2 separate regions of the Homo sapiens genome follow, and region 2 is linked to region 1. A link is a contact called in ENCODE Hi-C or POLR2A ChIA-PET data. All regions are on one chromosome and are shown on one strand. The core of a region is the stretch at or near the end of the contact, and the rest is flanking DNA. Distances in the headings are between cores, read along the strand shown.

Evidence for each region. A loop is a pair of places that touch in the nucleus more often than their neighbours do. ChIA-PET counts read pairs that join two places held with the same protein, here RNA polymerase II (POLR2A). Pooled maps may share reads with other maps.
Region 2: a loop to region 1 is called in a map of IMR-90, with 3 times the contacts of the local background. The contact joins two enhancer-like sites. A Hi-C loop is called at or near these places in 1 of 168 maps with a recorded cell type or tissue (IMR-90) and 2 of 50 pooled maps. POLR2A ChIA-PET finds 5 or more read pairs at or near these places in 1 of 52 experiments (BJ).

What each region holds. Positions count from the first base shown.
Region 1 is chr11:12,327,985-12,334,322 of GRCh38, forward strand. It overlaps a transcript of MICAL2 not described here. Among named protein-coding and RNA genes, the nearest start is that of PARVA, 46 kb to the right of the region's middle. RefSeq lists an enhancer at 2,486-2,987. Within about 2 kb of position 2,572, at least 3 of the 41 ENCODE cell types and tissues checked have a DNase peak (open chromatin) inside an H3K27ac peak, as active enhancers do.
Region 2 is chr11:12,537,115-12,542,740 of GRCh38, forward strand. No RefSeq gene overlaps it. Among named protein-coding and RNA genes, the nearest start is that of TEAD1, 130 kb to the right of the region's middle. Within about 2 kb of position 2,642, at least 7 of the 41 ENCODE cell types and tissues checked have a DNase peak (open chromatin) inside an H3K27ac peak, as active enhancers do.

The DNA of each region.
Region 1 (6,338 bases), core at 1,322-3,821:
CATCTAAAATGGGGATAATGGTGGTTTTCTCCTTTATAGAACTGATATAAGGATTAAAGAAGAAATTATATTTGATGCTTAAGTTAACACATTGCCTGGCCCAAGGTAAAGCAATAAGTGGTAACTTTTCCAGTAATAGCTTCAGCTTCTTGGATTCAAACAGAACTCATCTGGTGAAGACCTACTATGCATTAGACATTAAAACACTGGGTCTGTAACAATGAGTATGATGCAGTTTCTACCTTGAGAAGTTTATAGTCCATTGAGAGGCACACATAGGTAAAGAGGTAATCCACAATACAGTATGACAAATGCTGTCATAGGAACAAGCATTAGGGTACAACGTGAACAGAACCAAGAGGTTCCTAACTGATCTTGGGGCGAGGGAAGCCATCAAGCAAGGCTTCTGGGAAGGGGTGATCTATAAGATGAGAACCAGAGGAGGAACAAGAGTTAACCAGTAAAGAGGAGATTGTTTTGGCAGAGGGAACAGCACCTGCAAAGGTCAAATGTGGAAAGACATGAAATATCTTCACAAATGAGCTAGTGAAGGGTTTTCAGGTAAGGAGTGGCTTAAAGAAACCTACATTTTCGGAAATCTTCCAGTAGGGGTGTGGCTCATGAATTGGGGGGCCCTAAGAGTTTGTTGGGGGTATTGTCTCTTTAGTTTTATAATGTGATGTCTTCAGCCTTCAGCATTTGAGATATAAAAGGTGAAAAACTGAGCACTGAAATAATGTGCAATAATATAAACAACAGGTTACTTGTTACTTAACAAGTGAAACATTAGGATTTCAATTCTTTAAGAGTCCAGTTACATGAGAGCGATGAAACTAGCAGGTGCAGACCCAGATTTCCTGAGGCCTGGAGTTCATGCAAAGTCATGCATGTAAAATTGTGAGGGCTGCTTCCAGAACCTTGCAAGGACCCATCCAAGTAAGGGGTCCTGAGGTTTCAGTTTCATTAACTGCATGGTTAATTTAGCAACTAGATTTCAGGGAAATGCTAGAGTCAGACTTTACCTCTTCTGTGCTTCAGTTTTCTTGTTGGTAAATTGGGAGTGCTAATAATACTTGTTACTTGTATTTGTGGTGAGGATTAGCTAAAATAATTTATGTAATATCCATAGCCAGTGCCTGGCATGGAGCAGATGATTAATCAATACCTGTTTGTTTTTTTTACTACAATGCACTGGATTTCCTTGCAAAGATGACCCAAATTTGCTCATTAGAAATAGGCTTATTACAAATATAAAGAGTTTCTTGCTGCCTGGACTGAGAGTCACTGTCCATCTCTACAGCTGCTGTGGGACTTTTGGTAGAATGAACTGCCCTTGTTTGGTGCTTGGTCATATTCCCAGTCCAGAAGGCTCTGGTCCTTGTCTTTGACAATCTGCTGATCTCAGTGAGAGCATTAGAAAAGAAGAGGAAAAACCAGAAAAGCCAGGGCGTGCTTCAGTTTGCCGCCAGCAACACAGGCCAAGAGGTGGCATGGTGGGAAGTGGGGAGCTGTGGGCGCCAATAAGCCAATAAGCCCTGTGTTCAAATTCTATTCCACTCCGCTTAGGCTGAATAGTCCTGGGAAAATCACTTAACCTCTCTGGTCCTAGATTTTTTATCTGAAAAGTGAAGATAATAATCCCCATATTATCAGGTCATTTTGAGAATTAGAAGTGTTGATAGGCAAAGTCTCTACCGGAGTATTGCCTAGGTTGTAGGCATTTAGTAAACACTACTCATATCATTTTACAAAATATTACTAAGTATCCACACACATCTTCTTTTAAAGAATTTGTCTAATTTTTACTGCTTGAAATTTAAATGATAGAAACCAAAATTGTAAAGCATCTTCTGAAAATCTTCCTCATCCCCAAATATGAAAAAAAAAAAAAAAAAAAAAGAAAAGAGAGAGCTAGTTTGAGTTATAGCAAAAGAAATCTGGCCAGCTTGTGATGTTTCGGAGGTGTGCCAAGCCAGACAGAAGATGGATTCCATTCATTCCCTTTATATCCTTGGTAATTTAATTCCCCTGTTAAGTTTATGGGCCTTTTTCCCATGATTGTCCTTGTGTGGGTGACAGATGCAGATCAACAAGGGGCTGGAGACTAAAAGAGTCAAGACGGGAGAGTGGCCTCAAAAGCAACCAAATGGAAGTTTTGCAGACCAGCCACCAAAATTAATATACTCTAACTTGTAATAACATTTGTGCAATAATAATATTCCTTGGTGGTTTAATATTCTATTCAGTCCCTTTAAGAGATTGCCCTGTTGCTTAATGAATGACCAACGCTTATTAGGTTAAGTTGTATTTGAGCTGGCCTGTGCTGCTCCGGTTCAAGTGATTTAATGGGAATTATTTAATAGGTATTATTAGGATAATTAGAAAATGATCACAGTTAGGCAATAATATTGAGCTATAAAGGTTGTGAATAACCAAATTTAGAGACAGACCTGAAAACATGAGTAGTCTGCGACAGTTATGCAAGGCTCCTCTGATAATTATGTAGGCAGCCTGAAAGGGGCTTTTGTTCTGGGAGTTATTCATTAGGCGGGCATTGAATTAGAGGAACATGCGGGGGTGCGGGATGGAGGGCAATGATGGCTGATGAGCAAAATGAGGCTTTGATGAGCTCCTCATTGTCGTGACAACAATTCCTGCTTTCTTTTTTTACAGCAGTCAGAAATAAGCTCTCCCGCCCCCGGGAAGGGTTTTTCCCCATTTTGTCAAGGAAAGGGAAACAAAGGAAAACAAAAATCTAATAATCCACCCCAGATGACAAATCATTATGTTTTGCAGGACGTGGAGAGAGAGAGAGAGAGACAGAGAGAGAGAGAGAGGGAGAGACAGACAGAGAGAGAGAGAGACAGAGAGAGGGGTAGAGAGAGAGAGAGAGAGAGACAGAGAGAGAGAGAGAGAGTGTGTGTGTGTGTGTGTGTGTGTGTGTGTGTCTGTATGTGTGTGTCTGTGTGTGTGATGTCTTTGACAGAGGTAAGAGAGTCCCCTCTTGGTCCTAGCTGCCCAGGTGAAGGACCAGGATATGCAGTAACCTGATTCCTGGGGGCCCTACCACCTTCTGGAAAGAGGCCAAGCCCAGCTCTGCAGCCACTTAGACTCTTATTGGTTGAGGCACTGTTACCTACTGGCTTGTTGCTTGTCAATATGATGATCAGTGTTACATACTAGGGGCATGGAATACCCCAGTCTAGCAAGAGACCACCATTCAAATTTAAATGGTCTGGATAACACAATCTGGGCTTTCTTTCAATACCTGGAATCTGATGAAAACTGAGTAACTTCGAAAGAGAAAGGATTTCTCCCCAGGGGAGGTCGATGAGAATAATTATTCCCTTATAGCTTTACCAGCTTTGGGGAAGATTTACCAGCTAGTTGTCTGCATGGAGCTTCTTGCCTTTTTTGGAGCCAGATGGTTTCTTCTTCCCGGAGATTGAGGGGTTTACCAAGAAAAATTAGGATGCACAAAGTGCCAGCAGGTGGCAGCAGGAGCACACATTATGTGAGAAATGCTAGCGAAAGCCTCTCCAGGACCGGGGAGGTAGCTGAGCTTACACTCCATGGTTTTCACTGCTGCTGAGGACCCGAGGAATAAAAATTCCTGGATAATGTACAGTGAGGTGTCCTGGACAGAGCACAGGCATTAGAATCAGACACTCCTGAGTTTGAATCCCAATGTAGTCCTTATACAATTATTTACTTTTCTGCGAAATTTTCTCATCTGTAAAATTGAATGAATAATACCAACCTCACAGAGGTGGTATGAAGAAAAGATGAAGTGAAATAATGTTAGTAAAGCACCCACAAAAGGGCCTGAAATAAAATAGGTATCCAAAAATATTCCTTCTCTTTTCTTTTATGTCCCTATTATTATAAAACACAGCTGGATGGTCAATGACTTCTCAAATTGTATTTATTTGTTTGTTCATCCATTCACATTCATTTGTAACTATACTCCCTACAAGAGATTTAAGCCGGTTTCTCTAAATATTTGTAATACATGAATTTTGCATGCCTGATCCAAACAAGGATCTCAATGAGGACTCATTGTTATCACTCCCACACCCCCGCCACCACCGCCCCCAAAAAACAGTAATGCAATAAAAGCTGTTCAACAAAGATAGCAGACTATGGGTTTTGAGGCATGCCTCTCTGACACTCTGCCACAATTTGGGAATGGGTTTTAGGAAATAGATATTCTTTAGGTTTCCTTCCATAACTATTTGTTCTCAAAAGGTACTTGAAGGCAGTGAGTTAAAGGTTGTACCCTTTCATCCATCATTAGACATGGCTGGTTGCTGTGCATTCATAAGTCAGCAGAGCAGGGGAAGGGTTGAGATCTTCTGTGATTCTAAAGGAGTCTCTCTAAATACAGGTAGCCATGAACACAGAAACACAGATAATATTATTTTGTCACATAATATAATGGGATATTGTCAGAAAAGGACACCAACCTTATAGATAATGGTCAGGAGTAATAAGACTTCAAAGTGGATGATTAAGCATGCAAGGAACTTGGGTTGTTTGCCACAACTATGTAGGTGCAAAAAGTAAACAACAAAAGTCAGTACATCAGAGCAAGAGAGTTTATTATTCACAGCATAGCAAACAGCAGGAACATCAGCTCGGTAGCCCAAGTTGCCCTGTTCCCAAGTCCCATGGTGTGACATGATGAGCCCAGATGGCACCTGTGCGTGCAGTGAGTTGTCCCATAGCTAGGGAGCCCCAGGAAAAGGACTCAGCAGCTTTTATAGCAAGCAGTAAATGAGCCAATTCCCCTTTCCCAGGAAGCAAGTAGTTGTGCAGTAGTCACACAGTAGTATCCTGACCCCCTTCTTGGAATTCTCTACCTGACTAGTTAGAGGAATGGCTAAGGTTCAGAGGATGGTAGGGCCTTGCAGTTTGGCTCACTCAGCAAAGATGTACAGGGACACTCCTAGTCTATGGAAGACTGGCTCACTCAACAAATACCGACAGTCCGCTTGCTGTATATTCACCTCTGTTTCCAGCTTCACTGGCCACTCTGTAGGAAGTCCATGGCCTCATTGCAAGCCAAATATTGAACAAACGTATTAATGAGAGACTAAAGCTGACCCTTGCAAGTTGTTTTTTAAAAATAAGACAGAAGACAGAAATAAAGAAGAAATGGAAAGGGCAGATGCAACCACAGATACAGCAAAGATTCAAAAAGATAAAAGAATATAACAAACACTTAATCCCGTTAGTTTTTAAATCTGGCAATCTAAGGGTGATTTTACAACTACCATATTGAAAAATTAAAGAGGAAAATCTTATGGTCTTTTCAATAGAAGAAGGAAAATCATTTGACACAATTTAACATCCATTTGCTAAAAACTTTTAGCAAAAAAAAAAAGCAATAGAACAGAATAGAACTTTCTTAATTGAAACATATTTTCCAAAACCATGCGGCAAACATCACTGTTAAATAGAAGCATTTCTTTAAAAATCAGTAATAAAATAATGTTGCCTACTCTTAAGTCTTCTATTTAACTTTGTGCAGGAGATCCCAACCAGTGTGGTAAGACAAGGCAGAGAAAGGCAAGAGGTTTGGAAAGAAAGAAAAAAAATTTTGTTGTTTCCAGATGCTAGGATTGTCTATATGACAAAAACCCCAAAATGTACAAGTAAACTATTAAACATAATATGGACCTAAATAACAGTGACTGGATATAAGCTCAAACTAGAAAAATTAATTGCATTTCAATATCTCAGCATGAAACACCTAGAAAATGAAGTAATAAAGATATCACTTACATTAACATCAAAAATATAAGGTACCTAGGAGTAAATCTAGCAAAAAACATGTACTATCTTATGGAGCCAATTTTAATACTTTTCTGAAAGTCATCAAAGGATCCAAACATATTCTTATATATATGAAAAGTTGATATAAGCCATCAGTAGCATTAGAGATCACAGGAAATAAGTGATTCTGAGACAATTGGTTTCCATAGAGGAAAAAATGAAATTGAGTCTTGTTTCGTACCATACAAACAAATCAATTCCATAAAGATTAAGGACTTTAATGTGAAAATTGAAACTTGAGATGTTAAGAAGAATCTTTTTTTGACCTCAAGTTGTTAGTCAATAGATACTATAAAGGAAATGAAAAGACACTCATTTGGAAAATATACAGTCACACTCTGTTATCCACAGAGGATTTGTTCCAGAACCCCTGAAGATACCAAAATTTGAGGATGCTCAAGTCCCTGATATAAAATGGCGTAGTCACTGCGTATAACCTATGCACGTCCTCTTGCATACTTGAAATCATCTCTAGATTACTCATAATACTGAATACAGTG
Region 2 (5,626 bases), core at 1,392-3,891, 210 kb after region 1:
CATGAACCATCTGTTTTGCACTGGTCCTCTCCCTCTGTGGACCCCCAACTAGTCCCCTAATCTAGGCCTCATCCTCTCATGCCCAGATATTGCAATGACTCTTAACTAGTTGCAGGGTTTTTTTCCCCATATTTTTTTCTTTCTATGCTCTAAAATCTATCACTATATTAAGAAGTTTCTCTTTAAGCTATCCATTCTGTGTGTATTCCCTGCCAAAACTTCTGGAAACACAGCTAATTTCACATCCCTCTCAATTAATACTAACAGTTGTGTTTATTGAGCACTTACAGTGTACACTTCACACAAATAATCTCCTTTGGTCCTTTCAACAATCCTGTGAGGTAGGTTCTATTATCCCCATGTTATAGGCAAAAAATTAAAAAATAAAAAACATAATGAAGGCACAGAAAGATTTAGTGACATGATCCAGGTTCCATGTCTTGTAAGTGACAGAGCTTTGAGTCCTGGCCACGTGGCTCCAGAGTTGAGGTTCTAGCCGTTTAAACATGGTGTATCTTCAGAACCTTTGGTGGTTCCCACATTTGTTTCCTGCCAGCAGCTGTTCTCCTTTGCCTTGTTTTCAAATGGAACTCCCGAAACAACCAGGCTCTGAACTGATAAGGCTGTCACTAATTCATTTATTCTTCATTTGTTCAATAAATATTTAAACACTGCCTATGATGCCAGATGCTGCGCTAGGCATGGGAGAATCCACAGCAAACAAAACAGACATGCTCTCAGCCTCATGCGCTTATGCTCTAGTGACTTCCAAGCCTTGACACTTCCCTCTGACCCTTGATTCAGATCCAGATGGAACCAGGCTGCATCTCCTTCCAAGCTTTAGCTTGGTCTGACCCTCTCCAACAACAGTCACTGCTAGGATCCTGTTACTTCCTCCTCCGGTTGTGCCTTGCATAACCTGTGTGCTGCCAGAGCCTAGGGTGTTCCAAGAGAGACACATGCTCCGGCTGCCAACCCCCTTTCTGCTCAGGAGACCGCAACTCAGTGATGATCTCCAGTGGAAAAAGACAGACTTGAAATAAATTCTTGTTGGACTCCAGCCATGTACCATGCACAGAAACCTATCCATCATGTAGATGCTAACCTGTCAGGTAGGTGCTATAGTTACCCATTTTACAGAAGAGAAAACAGAGGTTCGCCAGCTGGCTTCAAATCTAGCTCTGTCTGACTCTGAAGTCTTCATTCTCTCCAGGATGTCCTGCTGCCTCCACATTCCTTTAACCCTGGCTCCCCAACACCACACAGGCTAGAGGTGAGGTCATGATCAGTGTCAACGAGGTTTGATTCCAACTGTGAATCAAAATTCCTTTTACCATCACAAATACTGTTTCCTCTTGACTTTATGTATTTATCTAGTTAATTGACGGAGGGGGAGTGGTGGGGCTTTTCTTAACTGATTGCAGGAAACTCTGAAATTAAACAAAGAGGTTTATCCGAACTCTGAAGTTGTTCCATTTCTGTTTGTTTTTAGAGACAGGGTCTCACTCTATCACCCAAGCTAGAGTGCAGTGGTACAACCATAGCTCACTGCAGCCTCAAACTCTTGGCCTCAAGCAATCCTCCTGCCTCAGCCTCCCAAACAGCTAGGACTCGAGGCACATGCCACCCTACTTGTCTAATTCTTTATTTCTATTTTGTAGAGACAGAGTCTATGTTGCTAGGCTGGTCTTGAACTCCTGGCCTGAGCCTCCCAAAGCACTAGAATTATAAGTGCCAGCCTTGAAGTATTCTTTTAAGGGTATGCTCTGTGTCTTTTTATGCGAAACACTTGGTTATTTGGAGTACTCTGGGAAGAGGCACAGGTATGAATGCCTGAGGAAGCCTCACTTCCTCTCCAACAAACAAGTGGCCTGTCTCTGCCCTTGTGGGGACTTGGGGGGCTGTCCTCCTCTGGGTAGAAAGCTAGAGGCAGGTTGAGCTCCCGGCTTCTGGACTGGAGTTGGGGGGAGAGGGAAGGACATGGGTGGTACAGAGGCTGGAGTCTGCAGCACCACCCCAGCTGACCAGTGCTGGGCCCAGGGAAATAGCCAGGCTTGCTGAGGTCTCATAGGCAGGAACACACAAGCTGGTCACAGTTCAGGCAGGTGTACAGGGAAAGGAGGATTCCAGCAGGTAGGGCTAAGCGACAGGCAGCAAGCAGGGCTTGAGATCAGGGGAGATGGCACCACACAGAGGGGGCTGGCCCAGTCTGCCAGCCTCAGACAGGGGACCAGCTGGAATTAGTAGTGGGCTTTTTGAGTCCCATTGGGCAATTGCTGTGCAGGGCAGGTGAAGGCAGGAGCTTAGGCCCGTGAGAGGGATGAGAGAGCCAGGGAGGAGGGTGCTGTCATCAAACAATGTCCAGGTGCTCCAGGTAGATACTAGGTCTTTAATAACAGAACTTTTCCAGGGCTGTTGAGTTATTGCCTGCCTGTGAACCTCTACCTCCCCACACTGCACATCAGCAGATTGGTTCCTGAGACTGTGGCTGGGAACACCAGTAGACCCAGAGACAGGGGACTGAAAAAGCAAGATGACAGCAATCCTGACTTACGGCCTACTTGAGCCCAGAGCCCTGCCTGGAAGCACACGGCTCCACTGGCACAGCCTGTGCCCATATGTGAATAGACTTTACTGAAAGGCTCTGCTTCCTCCATTCGTGACTCAGCTTTACTCACACTGGCTGTTTCAAAAGTTGAAGATGTACATCAATGCATGTTTATAATAAGCCTATGAGATCATTTTACAAAATCAAATTCCAGGGACTGAGAGAAAACAAGTCACAGGCAGCAAGTTTCTTCTCTTGGATTTTCCCAATGTGAAAATCTGCAGTCAGGTTACACTGCTAGAGACTCGACTCAGGGGAAGCCCAGGGGAGAGAGTGCAAGCACATTTTATTAGGATAGCCAGAACCCCTGAAAACTTTGATTTAGGGGCAAAGGGCCTATGTTCAAGCCTGGCATTTGCTAGCTGTCTGATACTGGGCAAATCACTGTACCTCTGAGCCTCTCCGTCGGTAGTGAGGATGTAAGGGGGGCTTGTCACTTGTTGAATCCTGGTTTGATTTTGCCTGGCTCAGAAGTGTCTCCCACCCCGCCATCTTCAGGCCTCTCTCCTGAACCTATGCTCCAACTATGAGAGTAATCATCCCACACCGAGGAGGGCCACTCCACAACCCAGGGCTGGTGAAGAGGCTCAACAATAGTGTGGCTATGGACACTCTGTAAACCTGAAAGCTCCACAGCAGTAGGGGTTCCTAGTGCTACCGTTATTCCTGCAAGCCTTAGGCCAGGGTTGGCAAATAGTACCATGCTTCCTCTGCTCCTCACATATCTATGGCAGACATTACTAATCAACCCAGCACTCTCCCCATTGCCTTTTGACTAGTGATGTCTTTGGGAGAGTGGGAGGGAGACAGGAATATTACAAGGAAAGCTGCTTGCCATTGTAGCCTTGTACAAATTTTATAGCTCAGGATGCCAATACAAGGCTCCAAATAAATTCTTAATGCCCACTCCTGGACCAATCAGTTATGATTGGGGATGGGGCAGGAGGTAAAATATATAGAAAGATAGTAGCTACCACTCAAACTACATATTTACCAGAAGGCAGCATGTTTATCTGCTCAAGATGTTCTGTTTTTAGCCTCCAGAAAAGCCACGTCCCTAGGTTCTGAGGGTAGTACCAAGTCCATGTTAGAGATGAGCAAAGAAGCCCAGATAGGTTAAGTGGAGTGGCCAAAATAACCCTGTAGAAAGGGGTAGAACTGTCTGACTCCAGCTTCCAAGCATCTTACCTTTAGGCAGGAAGGCAAGGGTTCCAAACACCCACGCATTCCCCAGGCAAGCTCACCAAGGCCCACTGACCCCAGCAGCCAGAGGACAGCCCTGAAAAGTGAGGGGCGGGAGTCCTTGGCTATGTTCTAAGAACTGAGAGAAGCATTCACAATGAAATCCAGAAGGCTCTTTGGAGAAGTCTGCAGTTTTGGAACAATCCTGCTAAGTCATAGATGCTTTGAATTCCTTAGCTTTTGCCTTCAGAATTCCTGGCAGCTGCAGACAGTGGATGAGTATTCGTGGACAGACACTGATTTCTCCCCTGCTGGCGAAGGCCAGGGCAGGCCAGGTCCAAGACTGAGAAGCCAGCAGACTGAATCTCCACTCTAGAGAAGTCTAGAAGCAGGAAGGGCTTGTGCAGTGGATGCTGTGGTACCCCCTGCCCAGGTGGCCCTGAGGGCCAAGGCACTCATTCTTCCCTCTCTCCCTACCCTCCACACCCCCAGCTGCCTCCCACTGCATGATAGGCCCTGCTGAAGAAAGATGTGAGCCTATCTCCAAGATGACACGCCCTTGCATGGGCACCCAAGGACTGGTCGGTGCACACAGTCAGTGCATACACTTTCTTCCATCTGGACATCTCTGAAGGGAAGAGGCTCTTTCAAGATCCTCCCTCCAGCCCCAGAGCTCCAGGTAGGAGCAGTTGAGGCCACCCTCACTGCATATCACAGCCTAGCTCCTCACCCTGAGCTCTCGCTCCCTCACTGGTGTTGTTCCTGGGCTCACTCCCCAGTAAGCCACCTGCTCATATACCTCCATCTCAGAACCTGCCTCCCTGAGACCAGAACGGGGGCTGCTTGAAAAGAAAAGAGAAAGAAGAATCCTGGAGGTGGGACGCTCAGCGTTCTTAGAAATAATCGCATCTAGCCCCACCACTGCAGAGGGGAGAGAGTTTGCCCAAGGTCACAGAGCCCGTTGATGGCAAAGCTGGCTCCAGGGACCTCTGACCCCCCATTCCCTCCATTCTTGGGGCTGATATTAAAACTGCTGACATGTTTGAATGTTATTTGTATGTAAGCATTTTCTCTAATCATCACAGCACCCTCTGAGGTAGGTGTGATTAACTTCATGTTTTTACAGATGATAAAACAGCCTCCAAGAAGTTGTAAGTGAGTTGCTCAAGGTTGCACTGCTTGCACGTGGCAGAGGTGGGATCCAACCCAGGTCTGTGTGATTCCCACGCCCACATTCTTTGCACGATGGCACATTTCCTCTGGCTGTTTTGGGAAAGAGGGGGTCTTTGGATTGTTATGAGGCTTCCCAGACCTGCGTGGGTCCTATGCCCTGCTACTCTGAGCATAGAACCAGAGGTAGCAGGGCACAGGGCGTAGTTCCCTCCCCTAAGAGAACCTCAGGGAGGCCCTCTGTGGAGGAGGCACACACTACCGGCCTCAGCGAGCCCCGGCCCAGGTGTGGCCCCTGTGTGGAGCGTCTCCTTTGGCAGATCAAGTTCCCGCTCATTCCTCAGGGCAGCCCTGTTACTCTACATTCCAGCCCAGGGATGCCGCAGCTTTAGGGCCAGGATTTAAACCAAATATCCTGCCTCTCCCCAGGGATGTCCCCAAAGGTGGTAGAAATGTGTCACATTCACACTCTGTACACAAGACTCAGCAATGTTGTGATCCAAGATGTGGCTCACTGAGGAGGCAGGAGGAACCTCTCAGGATGACATACAATGAGGGAGCTATGAATATAAAATTCTCATTGCATATCAGCCAGAACAGGAAAGGAGGCATTCCCTCTGCATAAGTGAGAAAGGGAAATGGGCAGGAAGCCAGGTGGGCCGACCT